2 separate regions of the Homo sapiens genome follow, and region 1 is linked to region 2. A link is an interaction called in ENCODE POLR2A ChIA-PET data of the cell type or tissue named here. Cell type or tissue: PC-9. All regions are shown on one strand.

Region 1 (8,000 bases), 870 kb before region 2:
CTTCTTATGAGGATGTAAGGGTGGTCACCAGCACCTCCAGGCTTAGTCAACCCAGCAGAAAGAGGGAGGCTTTTTGCCCAGCTAGCCAAACTCTCAGATTGGCGAAGTGTCATTTCCTTTCCTGAACCAATCACTGTAATTGGAAAGATAGGACTGGCCAGGCATGCCAGGATACTCTTAGAAAATGGCTAGGTGTGCCAGGGGTCTTTTAGAAAGTTTGGCTTATATGCACTCCAAAGAGGACCTTTGGACTTTTGTAATGCGGCAATTTTTCTTGGGCAAAAAATTAAAGGACTTTTGTTGGAAAATGCTTTGAGCTATTTCAGAGTTCTACCCTACTTTATCAAAGAATCACTTCATTAATTAAAGCCAGGGAAAAAACATACTTAGACTCTTGGTCAAAGATGCTTAAAATATTAAGCTTTGATCCTGTACCTCCCAGGATCCCAGAGTGGAGTCTACCATATTAAAAGCACATTAATTGAGGGTGTGGGAAAGATGAATACACCGAAGGAATGCCCTGGTGCAGTTATGAGAAGGGGGAAATGAATGCTGGACACGGAAAAACAATGTATACTCAATGTATACTCATCAAGTATAACACATTTTATATCTACACAATGTTCAATGAATATTTTTTGAGTACAGCAGATAAGGCACTCTCCTAGGTACTGGGGATATATTAAGAGAGAATTATCAAGAAGCTTACCATTGAATGGAGGAAAGAATGAATAAAGAAATGTATCAGAAGTATCAGAAAAGAAGGTGGTTTGACTTAATAGGGGAAGAAAAGTTGCTATGGGAACTACAGGCTGGGCAACAACATCAGTCCTGAGGCAGGAGGCAGGAATGACTTCCCAGAAGGAGGAGGTGATATTGAAGCTGAGATTCCAGAGGAACAGAAGGAGTTAGTCTGATAAAAGGAACTTCTCTAAATCTATGTGAGCTTGAAGTTTATCATCTTGTAAAACACTAGCAAAGATTAGATATCTTCAGTTCAGCTTTGAGGGTTGTTAAATTCAGAAGCTATAAAGAGAGCAGCTGGCTTTGAAGCAAGTTGTTGAAATTTCTGGAAACTACTCCCAGCAGAGTAGGAGAGTATCCTGAATATGAGTATTTATTTTGGGGATGCTATGGGAAGAATATTTTTAAGAAGAAGACCACCACTGTAACTTAATACCACAAAATAAAACTTAGTTTGGATGTCAAGCAAAATGAAGTTTTAAAATAAGTAAGCAACGTAAGGTTTGTTTTCAAAGAAGAGGGAAGAAAAGGGAGACTTCCTAGAACAATGGGTTTAGTCAAGGCTCGCAAGTATTTGGAACAGAGGAAATTTAGGCAGTGCTGGGGTTGGAGCGTGACTATGGGAAAGTCTTGAGCAGACGGAAAGTCAGGGAAGGAGCAGTAAATGGCAGGGTTCATCTGCGTTTCTGTGGCCTTTGTGAATGTAAGTATTTGACTGAGAGTACTTAAGGTATTTACTACTGCATCCCATGAGTCAGAAAAATCTGTTTCCAACATTCTATTACAAGTTATAGGATCTGACCAACCCCAAGTAACTTACACAAGAACATTGAATTTGTGAGAAGGATGCTGAATAGTTTATAGTTTGAGGGAGGCATTGGAAAACCAGTCCTCAATAAAAAAGGATACAGGGTGGTTCTAGAAATAATTAGTTATCAAAGTGTTATCCCTAAACCAGAAACATCAATATCACTTTGGAACATGTTAGAATTGGAAATTCTCATCCCCACATCAAACTTATTAAGCCACAAATCTTGGAGTGGGGTCCATCAGTGATGTTATAACAAGCCCTCAGGTGATTCTGATGTAAACTTGAGTTGGAAAATCACGCCTGAAATTTTAGGACCAGAACACCTTCAGCTATTTCTCTACTGCATACTGTCCTTGAATGACTCAGCTCTAAAAACACTTATGTCTCTTGATGTAGCCATCCAAAAATGAACTCCTAGAAAGTAGAATGTGAATGGACACCTCTGGTTGTGTGCCCATTTCTGTGTCTGGTGGTGGAACTTGGTGACATGCTTGACAGCCACCAGAACATGGAATGAGAAAAGGAAGTTCCCTGTGAAAAAAGTGGGGAGAGGGGTTATAAACAAGGAACAGAATTCTGACCAATCAGCAGACATATCAGATGGAGATTTTTGAAGGGTAAGGTGGAATTAGTCTCTTGTCAAAGGGATTCTGGACCCCATTACAGGATGAGTTACAGAATCAAAAAATCCACAGAGAAAATTAATTTAGTGTTTGTTTTTTTCTCACTGTAAAAATTCCATATGCTTAAAATGCTTAATTCAACATTGCCTGATTTCAATATTTTAAATGATGTCAACAAGTAATGTTTTCTAAGCATTTTTTTCCATTGAAAAAAGAAAATGGCATAAAGAGCCACTGCCCATATACTGATGAACTTCCGAGATGTATTTCTCATCACCAGAGGTTTTCTTGTACTCAGAAGTAAACGTAATAGAACACTAGAATATTAGAGCTAGAAATCATCTAGTCCAGCTGTTCCATTTTAGAGATGAGAATGTTGATGCCTAGGAAGTTTGACAGACTTGCTCAAAATCACATCCCTGATTTCAGTCTTTATGGGGTGGTATGATAATTCATTTGGAAATGAATCCAATGTCTATTTTCTTATACGTGGCCAACTAAGAGAAAACTAATCATCTGTTGGCAATGTCTCAGGCATTTCTTTCTTGTTTTGGACAATCTCACTCTCACCCGTGCTCTTTTCACTCCCTTCATTCTCCTTCATTTATCCAGTCACCAGACAGCCTGCTGGCCAACCAACCAACCAGCCAGCCAGCATTTAGCCTGCCTATTTAATTCTTCTTAAAATAGCTAGTTATATAAAGATGAACAAGACATAGACCTTGTTCTCTGGCTCAGATCCAGACTAGAGCCCAAGCCTTCTGACTCCTAGTTTAGAGACTCCACTTGTTAGGCATTAAAGTGACTAATAGAATACTGGCTGTGGAGATATTATGGGAACACAGGCCAGAAGCTTGACTTTGCCTTGAACTGCCCTTCTCCCTCTTGCAGTTTCTGTATTCATTTCCCTGGTGTGATGAGTTAGAGTTTTCTATACTTTGAGTTACTGGAAGGAATCTTTTTGTGAAGATAGTGCCAAAAAGGAATCAAGTAAAACTACTTAGGAAAATTCTATAGTCCTAACTGAGAAAGAAAAACTTCATAGTATTTGGTGGCAGGGATGAAAGTTATCTCCTCTAGAGATAGTGTTTAGTGTCTTCTGTAATAACAAATTCCCTATTTTGATCTTTGCAAGTGTCCTACATCTGGAAATCCAACCCTGAATGCCTCTATAAATTGTGAGAGATAGGAAGCATTACAAAATGGGGAGTTCTGTGTGGAAGCAATGATATTGCTTTTCATTATGGCAAATGAGATAGACCTAGTTCTAGTCCCTAGAATCTTAGATCTTTAGTTTCTCTACCTCTACTCTTAAGCTTTTCATCTTGATCTCCTCTGCCAAATGTACAACCTGTGAAAGTGGCTCCTACACTATAGAGGGGAAAAGAAGGATAACCGAACAGGACTAGTGTCCATTCCTTGAAAATACTAAAGTCATGGAGACTCACCTCGGGGATTTTTCATGTGCTGCCTACTCTTCAGGGCAGGTTCCTGAGTCTTCATAAGGCTGCCTCATCCTTAACTCAAAAGTCACCTACCTCAAGAAGCTTCTGTGATGACTGTTCTCCAAGTGGCCATCAAGTTACTGGGATAGACTGACTTCAAAAATGCCAAAAATTTTCCATCCCTTTATGTACCCACACGTTTTGCCTCTCATCAAGAGGTAGAATCTACTTTCCTACCGCTTGAATCTGGGCTGTTCTTGTAGATTTGATCTGGCCAATAGAATGAAACTGAAGCAACATGAGCGCAAGTGCGACCTGCTGGAGGATGACAGCCCATGTGTAGGAGAGCTCAATTGTCTCAGCCATTGTCAGTACTGATCCCCACACGTCAAGCAGACTCATGCCAAGATCAGTAGAACCATTGACCCAATATACTACCGTCCACTGACAAGTGATTAAGCCTGGCTGAGCCCAGAAGAACCTTTCATTTAGCTGATCTGTAGCAATAGTAAATTCTTACTGATTTAAGTCACTGAATTTTGGGGTAATTTGCTACATAGTATTAGCTAACCTATATGTAATCACTTCTTCATAGTTTTTATTACTATCTAAAGTTATGTTTCTCATTAAATTCAAGCTATATAAATTTCAAGCAAAAAAAGTAACATGCACAAAGTCCTATATATAAAAAGTTAGAGTTTACTATATGTATATGTGACATCTGTGGACTGATCAAGCTGTTTGTTAGCTTAGAAAAAAAATACATTGTTTTAGGAATACTGCATCATTTTGATGTTATTACTTTTGGTAGTATATAAATATAACATTTTGTTCCTAGAGATACTTAAGAAATAAATGGTGCAAACTAAAAAGTCATAAATGCAAACTATTTATATGAACCAACAACTTACATTTACAGAGTCAATTAACAAGTATATACTGTGGCAGTTTCCTGACTTCATCCATTGGCAGAGCGTGCAACTCACGGATGGGCCTCAGGGCTGCTGTGTTTTTCTGTAGGACGTCATGCTTTTGGAAGACACTGTCACAGGGTGAGGCTTTCAGGGCCCCTCCATCCTGGTCAAAGCTGAAACCTCAGGCCCTCTCTGGTTCAGTTAAATGAAGCTCATCTCCTCTTCAGAGATGTGAACCAGAAGGATCAGGGCCTTCAACTGGGTCAAATCTTAGGAGTAGGAATGTTGAGGAAAGGTAATAATCCTCAGGCATACTCAAGGAAAAATTTGTGGTAACCCAATGGGGGACTGAGTTTATGTGGGGGTATTTTAGGGATAGAAACATAGCAAGCTATGAAGACTTAACCTTTTTTTTATACAGATGTATGATTAATACACTAAAGGGCAAACCCTTGAAAATGTAGTTGTTAGTAAAAAGAACAACAAGCAAGGAACTGAGCTACTATGGGCCAGGCGGAATACTGTGGGAGGTTGACTTTTGAGATCTCATTTAGTCTTCACAAACACTTTTTAATGTATGCCAATATAACTATACATCTTACATGGCAATAAACTGAGTCTCAGAAAGTATGTTCAACCAAGGTTGTACAATACTGACAAGGTCAAGCTGATAATTCCTTCCTCCTCATCTTAGATTGTTACTGCAGAATTGCAACACACTTTTATACAGTTCTCCGTAAATTCCCAAACTCTGTTGACATCATCCTTCATTTCATGGATGGTTTCTGAAAGAAACACCCATTGGCAATACCAAAGGTGTTTCCCTTTTATAATGGCTACTTACCATGTGGGTAATAGAATCTATACTAATTTTGAATTAGAACCAGTGTCTAGCAGTCCATAATATGAAATATCAGGTGATAGGAGAATTACTCTCAGAAAATAGCAACTTCAAAGTTGTTGGCCACTAAAAAAGCTTTCTTCTTAAGCAAAAGTAATGCCCTCGTTGACTTTTATATGATTCTCACATCCAAATAAATCTGACTTTGCTCTACAGTTCTTATTTAAAGCCAGTTTATCCATTTAAAAACACCGCCATTTATTTGTTTGCCTAGGAGGAAATAGAAAGTAAAGGCAAATATCAATTTTTTTGCCATATGGTTATTTTAAATAAATATTTGGATAGAAGAATGAGTAGCATTTGAATCCATTTCTAACTTTCCTCTAACTGCTTTCCTCTCCACGAGAGGAGAATTAAACTTCACTTGCTCATATTTACCTTCCAGCCCTGGTGATTTCCTGGATTATTTGCTGTTGGTGGCTTTGACGGCATAGTGTGCAGCCCCAGGAGGCCTTCTTCCAGAAAACAGAATTAGTATTAAAATCAGTTGTGCATGAGTTTTGTATCTTTCTTTTACAATAAGTCATTAGTAAAGAGTTTTTCTTTGAGTAATTAGTTATCATTTTGGTTTCTTCTCTATTGGTGATCACTGACTCTTTTCCAGTGGACAAACATAGCCAAGAGAAACATTTTCACTCAAATAGGAAAAAAAAATAATGTGTCCACATATATCAGCTTCAAGAATGCCCCTTTCATGTCAATGGAATGTAGGTTAGAACAGCTAAAAGTAGATTGACTCTAACTTTTGCTTTAATCCTGACAAAATAGGCCAAATTTAAAACATTTCGAACAACTAATTTGGGAAATATAGGGAGAAATTACCCTACCTGTTTTTGTGATACCAGGTTAAATGCCGCATTGTTGCAAACAAGGTTTACAGGGGAAATAAATATGAACAAGTTTGTCTTGTATGCCTCAATGAAACTGAAAACATTGGTAACTGGGAGCCAGGCAAACAGAGCAATTGGAACTGTGGAAACATTACTGTTCCCAAACAAACTCCCTGCAATTACCAGCCCAGAGAACACCCACGGAGCTCTCAAACTGGGTACCAAAGAAGGTGAGGCTGCTAACTTCCAAGCAAGCAACAATAGGAAATGGAAAACCCAGCTAGGCTAAGCTTGCCCTTCTCAGCTGGCACCAGAATAACATTGCCTGAAGAAAACAACATGAAACCTGGCACATGGAGAGCCCCAAATAAAAGCTGTATTTTAGCAAATCCTGAGGAAAAGACATAGTCTTTATTTCTTAGAGAAAATACCATGTTTGCAATGTTACTAATGGTATGTATTATGTCAAAACAGTCTCCTGCTAACCAGTGCAGAATTCAGTGCTGTATCCACACGTCGTTAAGATGTTCTTTAAAACACTGAGATTTCCTGGTAGGCTAATACTTATGGCTGGCTGTGGATTTACATGTGGGCTCTGCTAGTTGAGGCCATTTCAAGATGCTGTTGATTTCTGGAGTCCTAGGGCAGCACTTCCTATGCTTTAATACAATCAGCTGGGGATTTGTTAAAATGCAGACTCCGACTCAACCGGCCTGGGGAGGGGCCTGAGATCCTGCATTTCTAACCAGCTCTCAGGTGACATTGATGCAGCTGCCCCGTAAATCACATTTTGAATTGCAGTGTCCTAGAAAACATTATACCGACATAATGAGAAATGGAGAGGGTAGTTTTGGAACCAATTAGAGTACATACTCAGGATGTGGTAGGATAAGATGGTGAACTTTAATTAGCATTTGGACATGCCTTTTGCAGTATAAGGAAAGATTACACTAACTTTGGGAAGACTTTTTGTTTTTTTTTCATGGAGCACAGAGCAGAATTTAGAAATATACTAGTATCTTTGTGTCAGAAAAGAGCTCAGATATCAACCAAAGGGTAAGGGCTTCCTGTCTAGTGCTGTTTCCACAGTTCCCAAAGGGTCTCCTCTTTTTATGTTCTGGATCAGTGCCCTGAATTTCCTCCTATAGTGCTGTATTCATTTCCTGTGGCTGCTGCATCAAATTATGACAAACTTGATGCCTTAGAACAAGATAAATGTATCCTCTTGCAGTTCCAGAATTCCAGCACCAAATTACTCTGCTGAATTCAGTGTGTCTACAGGCCTGTACTCTCTCCAGAGACTCTAGAGGAGGATCTATTCTTTGCCTCTTCCAGCCTGTGTGACTCGGGCATTCCCTGGCTTATGGCAACGTCTCTCCATCCTTCAAGGATGGAATCTTTAAATCTCTCTCTGTACCATCTTGAGATTGACTTCTTTGTGAATGTCTGTGCGGAATCTCACAGGATCTCAGTCTTTCTCTTATAAGGAGACTTATGATTGCAATTAGGGAACACCTAGATAATCTAGGATGATCTCCCCACCTCAAGACTCTTAATCACATCTACAAAGATCCTTTTTTCCAAACAAGGTAATAATTATAAGTTCTAGGAATTGGGATCTGATACTTTGGGAGACTTTATTCAACCTACTACACACAGCCAACTACTGTGGGATGTATAAATTGTACTCAGACTTACCAGCATGGCAGGTTAGAATTAGAACAAGCAGTCC
Region 2 (8,000 bases):
ACCCTCCATATATGGGCCACCACGCGGCATCCTGGGGAGGCGCTGCAGCTCCTGTAGCCCCTGCCGAAGAGGGGACCTCCTCTGGAAGCCCTGGCCAGACTCTCAGTCGGCAGCAGATGGAGGAGAGCCCCTTGCCCTTCTGGCTTGGCTGTTTTCCTCATCAGCCTGCCTCATACTCACAGCAAGGGTCACTCCTCACCACCCCACTTTCTGCTTCTCCTTCTCTGTTGGTTTTCCTCCCTGCACACTCAGAAATGCTGCTGAAAATCCACGCTTCGCTGGTGCTCCCCACAGCCGCCTTCATTACCAACCCAAGCAGGCCAGGGCTCTCCATTTGCCGCAGCTGGAAGATAATATATAAGCCATTTGAAGCCTCATGCCTATGAATCCAGCAGCCAGTATAATAAAACACCAGGTTATTTTGTGTTTTATTAACTGCCTCTTCCCTTCAGTTTGCATAATAGTGAGTTAGATTTACATGCCGTTAAGACGGCTGTGCATTATTTTTAATAGAAGGTACGACAGGCTCCTCTCTCTCAGCCCTGGCGCGTGATAAAGTTACCTCATGCAATGTTGATGAAGGTTTCGTTCACACTTGCTGGGTCGGGGCAATGTCTTTTTTTCCAGATGGATACTCTATTGTAAAATGATTTCCCTCCATAAGCTTGACTCTCCGTCCCTCTCTTCCGTGTCATCTTCCTACGAACCGGATAAACTGCCTATTAAATTTAATTACGGCCCAAATGGCCACACATCTTGATCTCATGTTCCCTCAAGTGTACTGTATACCACCAAGGTCCTTGAGGAAGGAATAAAATAAATCTGGAGGATGCATGTCTACTCTCCACAAGGAACGTCGTGGAAGGCAAAGTTGACCACCTTCGTTTTTACAGTGTCTGTGGCACCTCGTGCAAACTCTTCTTTCTGGCTTTCCATGCAGACGTTCAAAGCAAGAGCTAGTTTTATTCACTTCCTGTAGACTGATTTTAACTGAGGTGGGGAACTAAAGATATCAGTTTGAGAAACACAGTACCTCTCCTGAGCTGTTTACATTTGTCAGAGAACCAAACGTCAGCCTTTTGTTGGATAGTAAATTACAAATATCTCATCATTTTATCTGTAAATATCTTAATATGTATTCTAAATGAAAGAAGCTCCTGCAAACGAAAGTAAAGCATCAGTGCCATTATTACCATCCTAAAATAAAATGATCTCTAACACCTAATAGCTCATATTTCTGGTTTTCTCATATATATCACCACCTCTTTACAGTTTATTTTTTGAATTAAAATTTAGATAAGGTTTACACCATGCAATTGGTTGTCAGTTTTCTCAGTATCTTAAGTCAGGTTTATTGCAGTATATTTTACATAATGTAATTTTTATCTTTTTTAAAGGTATAGTTTGATGAGTGTGATAAAAGTATACAGTCACATAACCTGACTCCAGTCAAGATGTAGAATATTTCCATTGCTCCAGAGAGTTTCCTTGTGCACCTGTGGTCAGTCCCCACCTGCCTTCCCGCTCCTGGAAAACCACTGAACTGTTCTCAATCACTATAGTTTTGCCTTTTCCAGAACGTCATATAAATGGAATCGTTTTGAGTATGGGCGTTTTATGTCTGCCTTCTTTGGTTTAGCATGCTTCCAAGGTTTATCCATGTTGTAGCATGTATTACAGTTTCCTTCCTTATTAACGCTACCTAGCATTTTCATTGCAAAGTTGTAATCACAATTTATTTATCCACCCATCAGTTAATGAGCATTTGGGTTGAGTTGCTTTCAATCTATAGATTTCTCTCTCCACTTGTTTTTCTCTCTTGCAATGTTCTTATTGAAGAAACCAGTTCATTGGTTTTGTGGATTTTCTGGCATTCTGGATGTTGATAGCTGTACCCACTTTGTGTAGTTTACCGTGTCCCTGGATTTCCTGAGGTTATCTAGAGTCTCAGTCAGATTCAAGTTTGATTTCTGGCCAGAATATTTCATGGGTGGTGGTGTGTTTTTCCATCAGGACATCAGCATGACAGGTGGCGTGTTTTTAAGAGATTAACAAGTACTGATGGTCAATGCTTAGAGCCATTCATTCATCAGAGTTAGAAAATGGTGACTCCTCATTCCTTTCTTGTTTGTTAGCTGGATAACTGCATACAGAGATACTTCCTCTCCTCTGTTACTTGATTATCCAGTGGTACAGGCATAAGATTTTAAGTGTTTTAAAAGGATGAATCCGACCGGACACAGTGGCTCACGCCTGTAATCCCAGCACTTTGGGAGGCCGAGGCGGGTGAATCATGAGGTCAGGAGATCGAGACCATCCTGGCTAACACGGTGAAACCCTGGCTCTGCTAAAAATACAAAAGGTTAGCTGGGCATGGTGGCACACGCCTGTAATCCCAGCTACTTGGGAAGCTGAGGCAGGAGAATCGTTTGAACCCGGGAGGTGGAGGTTGCAGTGAGCTGAGATCGTGCTACTGCACTCCAGCCTGGGTGACAGAGCGAGACTCCGTCTCACACACACAAAAAAAGGATGAATCCAGGCTAAAAAAAATGTAGCTGTCCCACCAACAACCTGCCTGCTCAAGGCTGACATGTCACCCCCTCTAATTGGAAACACATTGAATTTCTCCCCTCCTATAGAGCTTCCCGGAAACTGTATCTGATGACATTTTCTCTCTCTCCTAGAATTCCAGTGCTGACCATCGAGTCCGACTGGACCTGGGCCTCTGGGACAAATTCAGTGAACTGGCCACCAAGTGCATTATTAAGATCGTGGAGTTTGCTAAACGTCTGCCTGGTTTCACTGGCTTGACCATCGCAGACCAAATTACCCTGCTGAAGGCCGCCTGCCTGGACATCCTGGTATGTGCCTTTTTGAGCTCTCAATGGGTCTGGGGAGGGAGAGAGGGCACCGTGGAGGGGAGGGAGGGGACCAAGAGACATTGAAGATCTCCAGAGGAGGTTTTGAGTTTCGACTCTAGCACTCACCTGACTTAGTAGGTGGACTCACCTAGCCTCTGGCTCCTTATCTGTGAAATGGGCTGAATTCCCATCCCTCAGGCTCACTGAGGTCTGCGAGGCTCAAATGGGCTGAGGTTGGCAAACTCTACAGGTGAATGCTGGTCTGTTTCTAAGTTTACCCCAGACCCCCTGATTTTACAAGAAACAAAATCATCACATATGCTCTCAGGACCCCTGGCACCTGTAAGTTACTGAGTAATCATTGCCACTCTTCCTCAGGTCTGTTTAGCAAACAGGACACATAAACATTCAAGCTTCCTGTGCGACCACCACACACGGGGACCTCTCTCCTCCTAAGTGGGAGTGCGTTCGTGTGCTTAATTATAGTAACTGTATTTGCTTTGCAGAATGGTTTATACCCAAAGCTATGAGAGACCTAATAAAAAAGCAATGTTTTTATAGCACTTCAAAAGCTGATTTTACTTTCCCTATGTTCTGATGCATCCCTGGAGGCCAGTCCCCCATCCCACTTTCTCCATGGGCCTCCCTGCGTACATACGTCTAATGGGAGCTGCTCCCATCCAAGGAAACAGTCCCAGCCTGAAGCCCCCACCAGGGAAAGAGAGGGTGGACTTCCAGCCTGTGGAAGACAAAGTGTGCTGACCCCCTTACCCTCTTTAAGGCTCTAGAAGCAGTAGCGTGAGCAGGGCAGGGAGCGAAGGGGCATCAGGGATCCCCTTTTTACAGGTGAGGAAACTGAGGCCCACAGACGTGCTATGACTGAATATTTGCATCCTCCCAAAATGTATATGTTGAAGCCTTAATTCCCAATGTGATGGTATTAGGAGGTGGGGTCTTTGGGCGGGGGCGATTAGGTTTAGGTGAGGTTACAGGGTGGAGCCCCAAGATGGAATCAGTGCCCTTATGAGGAGATGAAGCCACCAGAGCTCCCTTTCTCTTTCTTGTGAGGATATAGCAGGAAGGCAGCTGTGACCTAAGATGAGAGCCCTCACCAAGAACCCAGCCATGCCAGCTCCCTGACCTCAGACTTCCAGCCTCTAGACCTAGGAGAAGCAAATGTTGTTGTTTAAGGGGCCAGGTCTCTGTTACAGTAGCCTGAACTAAGACAGGAGGGCAGGGATCTTCCCAAGGTCACAGATGGGGGTGGTGCAAGATCGGGGTGGAGTGGGGTATACGGCCAGAGTGGTACTGGGCTACCTCCAGGCCTAACAGGATGTAAAAGAGGATATGAAGCATAAACAGGAGCCCTTAGGGATAGCAGAGATGAGAGAGTTGTGGGCCACAGTGAGCTAGACCACCAGAGAGTAACAGAGACAATGTGGGCGAATCAATAATGATGTTAACAATGAGCTATTAGAATAATGAATGAAAATTACTGGGCCTTTTAATGCTTTCCTGACAAGAACTTAAAATGTAACACTCAGTAGAATTTCCCCTAAACCTCATAACACTTCCAAGATATTAGCAGAGACTGGAGTTACCACCACAGTGTCTGAGTGGTCTGTGAGGTGACTCACAGCAAATCAAGTCCACAGCAAGCAATGCTGTGTCATTCTGACAGCCCTGCATCACGCAGCCACCCAGCAGGGCCTGGAGCCTTCCCAGGCCTCAGGCTCTGACCTTGACCTTCTGCTTGTTTCTTAATCCTTCTTTTGTCTAGTTGCCAGATGATGACAGTTTGTGATACTCAGCCCCAACATATGGAGTGAGAGGTATGCTTTGAGATCCTCCGGGAAAGTGTCTTATTTCTGCACAGCCACACACTTAGTGATCAGGGTGCAGTCTCCACAAGATTTAAATCCCCTTCCTCAATTTAGAAATCCCCTTCCTGCCTCCAGCACCTCTCTTCCCACATCTCAGCTTACACTGAATCCTGCAGCACTCTTCCAGCCCCATGGATCCAAGCATTAGCCATTAGCCCCTTGGTAGAGTCAGTAGAACAGAAACCAATTTTTGTGACCTTGGTGAAGTTATTTAACTTCTCTAAGCCTCTGTTTACCTATGTACAAAATAGAAATGCAAATCAACAAGGCATTAAATAAGGTAATTACTTAAATGGGATTAAATACATTAACAGCTGTAATACCTAGCACGTAGTAGGTACTTAGCCAATGATGTTGATGACAAGGCCAAAGCTGGGTTAACGTGGGCAATTTCAGCCCTGTGGTGGGAATCAGGAAACTTTCAACCACTCCTTCCTGGGCCATGGGGGTGAGGAGTCTGGGTTGGGGTGCAATAGGCCAGGGAGGAAAATGTCCCGATAGTTAAAGGGCAAAGACCTCCAATCATACCAGACAAAGTTCGAAGGAATACCCATTTGGCCCTAGGCAAGAGCTTGTTTCCAAGAATTTGTAGCAAAGGCAATTAATCACAAGATCCTGAAAGTACGCAAGTTCAAAGAGCATATTTTGAATGAGAATATTAACTGGCAGAGCTGTTTAGAAGAATCTTCTTATCTAAGTCATTGATATATGGATAGAGTGGGACAGAGTAACCAGGCGGATGGACAGACAGACAGACCCAGGCTGAGGTTATTCTCAGACCCTAGAAAGGAAACCCAGGCTGTCTCAAGGGTCACCAGCCCTGATTGAGTACCGCCTGTTCAGAGCCACGTGTCTCGTGTTGTGTGTGGTCTCTCAACAAGACAAGGTAATGCTTCCAACTGCACGCCTGCCAGGGCTGGCACTTTCACAGGAAGATGCGGTCAGCTGCGGGACACGCAGCCGAGGCTCTCCAGGAAGGGTTGATTCAGAATCATGAGGTGAGAGCCCTCATAATACAGGCAGATGGGGATGGAAGGCCTCACCTGTCCTGCCCTTGCTCACCTTCCAGGGGAATTTCCCATCCTAGCCTTTGCTCGGTGGGGACCATTTAGTGGGCAGCCCACAGCCGGGCTTCCTTCACGAGGTTGGGTCCAGAAGATTCTGAGGCCACACTTTGAGTTTCATGTTTTCCCACAGGAGCCAAGTAGCCAAAAATGTCTCTATTAAGACAGGCAGCCTCTTCATAACCACTGCAGATGGGTTTTTTATGTTTCTTTCTTCACTCAAGAGTTGGTAGCATCCTAGGGCTGTGTTCAGGCAAGTGAGGGAGCCCCGGAGCAGGAGTGACCCCTTCACCTGGCTCTGCCCCCATGTTTCCTTCTCGTTCAATCTCCTTTATGCCTTTTCTTCCACTCTCTCTCACCTGCCTCTTCTCCTCTGCACGTAATTAGGATCAAGTCTCTCTCAACTTAAAATAAAAATCGTAAAAACAAACCTTGAGGTGGTCAGACTTCGGTTTCTCTGCCTCTTCTCTCCCTCCACCCCTCTTCCCTCCCTCCCATCCTTCTCTTCTTCCTTCCGCAAATATCTGTTGATGACCTACTGTGTGCCGCGCACTATTCTAGGCTCTGAGGAGGCAGCAGAGGGAACCAAGCTAAAACCCCAGCCCTCATGGAGCCGACCTTCTCCTGGTGGGGGGACACAGACAGTAAGCAAGCAGATACGTGGATTAGACAGCGTCTTACATGCAACAGAGGAGAACAGAAGCAGAATCAGGGATGGAGCACAACAAAGGAGGGCTGGGGCTTGTTTCTGTAGCTCAGACACAGGTGGCATTTGAAGAAACCTGAATGAAGAAACAATTTCCCAGTGTTTCCCAGAAAGAGCCAGGCCCAAGAAAAGACACTGATGGGAGGGGTGTGTGAGTCGTGGGGAGCCTAGAGAGAGTGGAGTTCAAAGGCCCTGGGGCAGAGGAAGCCCCGGCAGGTTGGAGGAAGTGAGTGTGCCTGGAAGGGAGTGAGCCAGCGGGGGCGAGACCTTAGATCCTGGAGTGGGGCCTGTGATCGTGCACAGATTCTCCTTCTTGGTATCCTATAGAGTCACTGGGTTTTGAGCAGAGGTGTACCACGGTCTGACTTTTGGTTTAAACGTTTGCTCTGTCTTGTCATGTAGCACTGCGTCAATATTGGTTGAAGTCATGATTCTCACATGTATTTACTGAGCACTTACCTCGTGGATGTGAGATGGCAGAGTGGAGGGTCCCTGCCCTGTTGGACTCTACAGTCAACTCCAACCCCGCCTGGCCTGCCCCTACTTTTGCCACAGTATTTATCTCCTCCCCTCACCCTCCGCCCCCACCCCACTGCACGCAATCCTGGCTCCACATAGATCCTGCTTTCCTTCAGCTTGCCCCAGCTGTTGAATGTGGGCTCTGAAACTAGCTTGCCTGGGTTCAAAATCTGGCTCTGCTGCTTACTAGCTGTGTGACCTTGGGAAAGTTACTTCCCTCTCTGAGCCTCAGTTGCCTCGTATTTACAATGAAGATGGCAATAGAAGCTTCCTTTCAGGCTCTAGAAAGCATGAAATGAAGTAGCACGTAGAGCTTGGAACAGTGTGTGGCACCCTACAGGCCTCAGTTATGTTCGGTATTATTGTTAAGTCGCACTATGCCCTCAGGGGTCCTGTTATTGTCCACATTTTGCAGGTGAGGCAGCTGAGGCCCAAGGGGAAGGCAAAGACCCATAGAGCTCCCTGGAAGAGTTTCCAGCCTCTGGATAAAGGAGGGCAAAATTGCTTTTGCAAAATAGAAAACCTTGAACAAATTTTCGGATGAGAAAATGACTTGCTTTGCCAGGGTTTGTTTAAAGACTGTGGTGGAGAATTCATTAAGTGCTGTATTTTTTACAATGAAATTAAACCATGTGGGAACACAGCAAGGGATAATGATTCACTTGTGATTCTGAAGACAGGGTTTTCATATCAGCCCCGTGGGCAAATGATGGGGAAAGCTGGTATGCCACAGTGATGCGTGGGTGGTGCAACCAGGCCACTCAGCAGAAGCAGCGAGAGGGTCCTTCCTTCCTGGACAGGGGCTCATGCCATCTTGCCTCTGCCGGGGTTGCCCTTGTAAAAGAGCCACTGCCTATGTTTCTCAAAGCTGGAACTTCAGAAGCGGGACTGATTGTATTTGTCAACACAGGAGGAAGCTCAGAGAGGGGAAGTGACTTTCCCCAGGTCGCGCAGCTAGTAAACAGTG

What was found. ChIA-PET counts read pairs that join two places held together with the same protein. Peaks named below come from ENCODE experiments on the same cell type or tissue, not always from the same donor. Only the 100,000 strongest peaks of a DNase experiment are listed, where the experiment ranks them.
Region 1: POLR2A ChIA-PET joins it to region 2 with 15 read pairs; 2 of 35 experiments call an interaction of 5 or more read pairs at or near these places.

The regions. Positions count from the first base shown.
Region 1 is chr3:24,707,239-24,715,238 of GRCh38, forward strand. No RefSeq gene overlaps it. Among named protein-coding and RNA genes, the nearest start is that of THRB, 220 kb to the left of the region's middle. In PC-9, no CTCF peak of the experiment used is centred here; no DNase peak of the experiment used is centred here.
Region 2 is chr3:25,577,862-25,585,861 of GRCh38, forward strand. It overlaps RARB (retinoic acid receptor beta), which reads left to right. Exons shown (of 8, transcript NM_000965.5): 5 at 2,685-2,861. Among named protein-coding and RNA genes, the nearest start is that of TOP2B, 83 kb to the right of the region's middle. In PC-9, no CTCF peak of the experiment used is centred here; a DNase peak (open chromatin) is centred at 4,550; H3K27ac peaks cover 2,002 bases.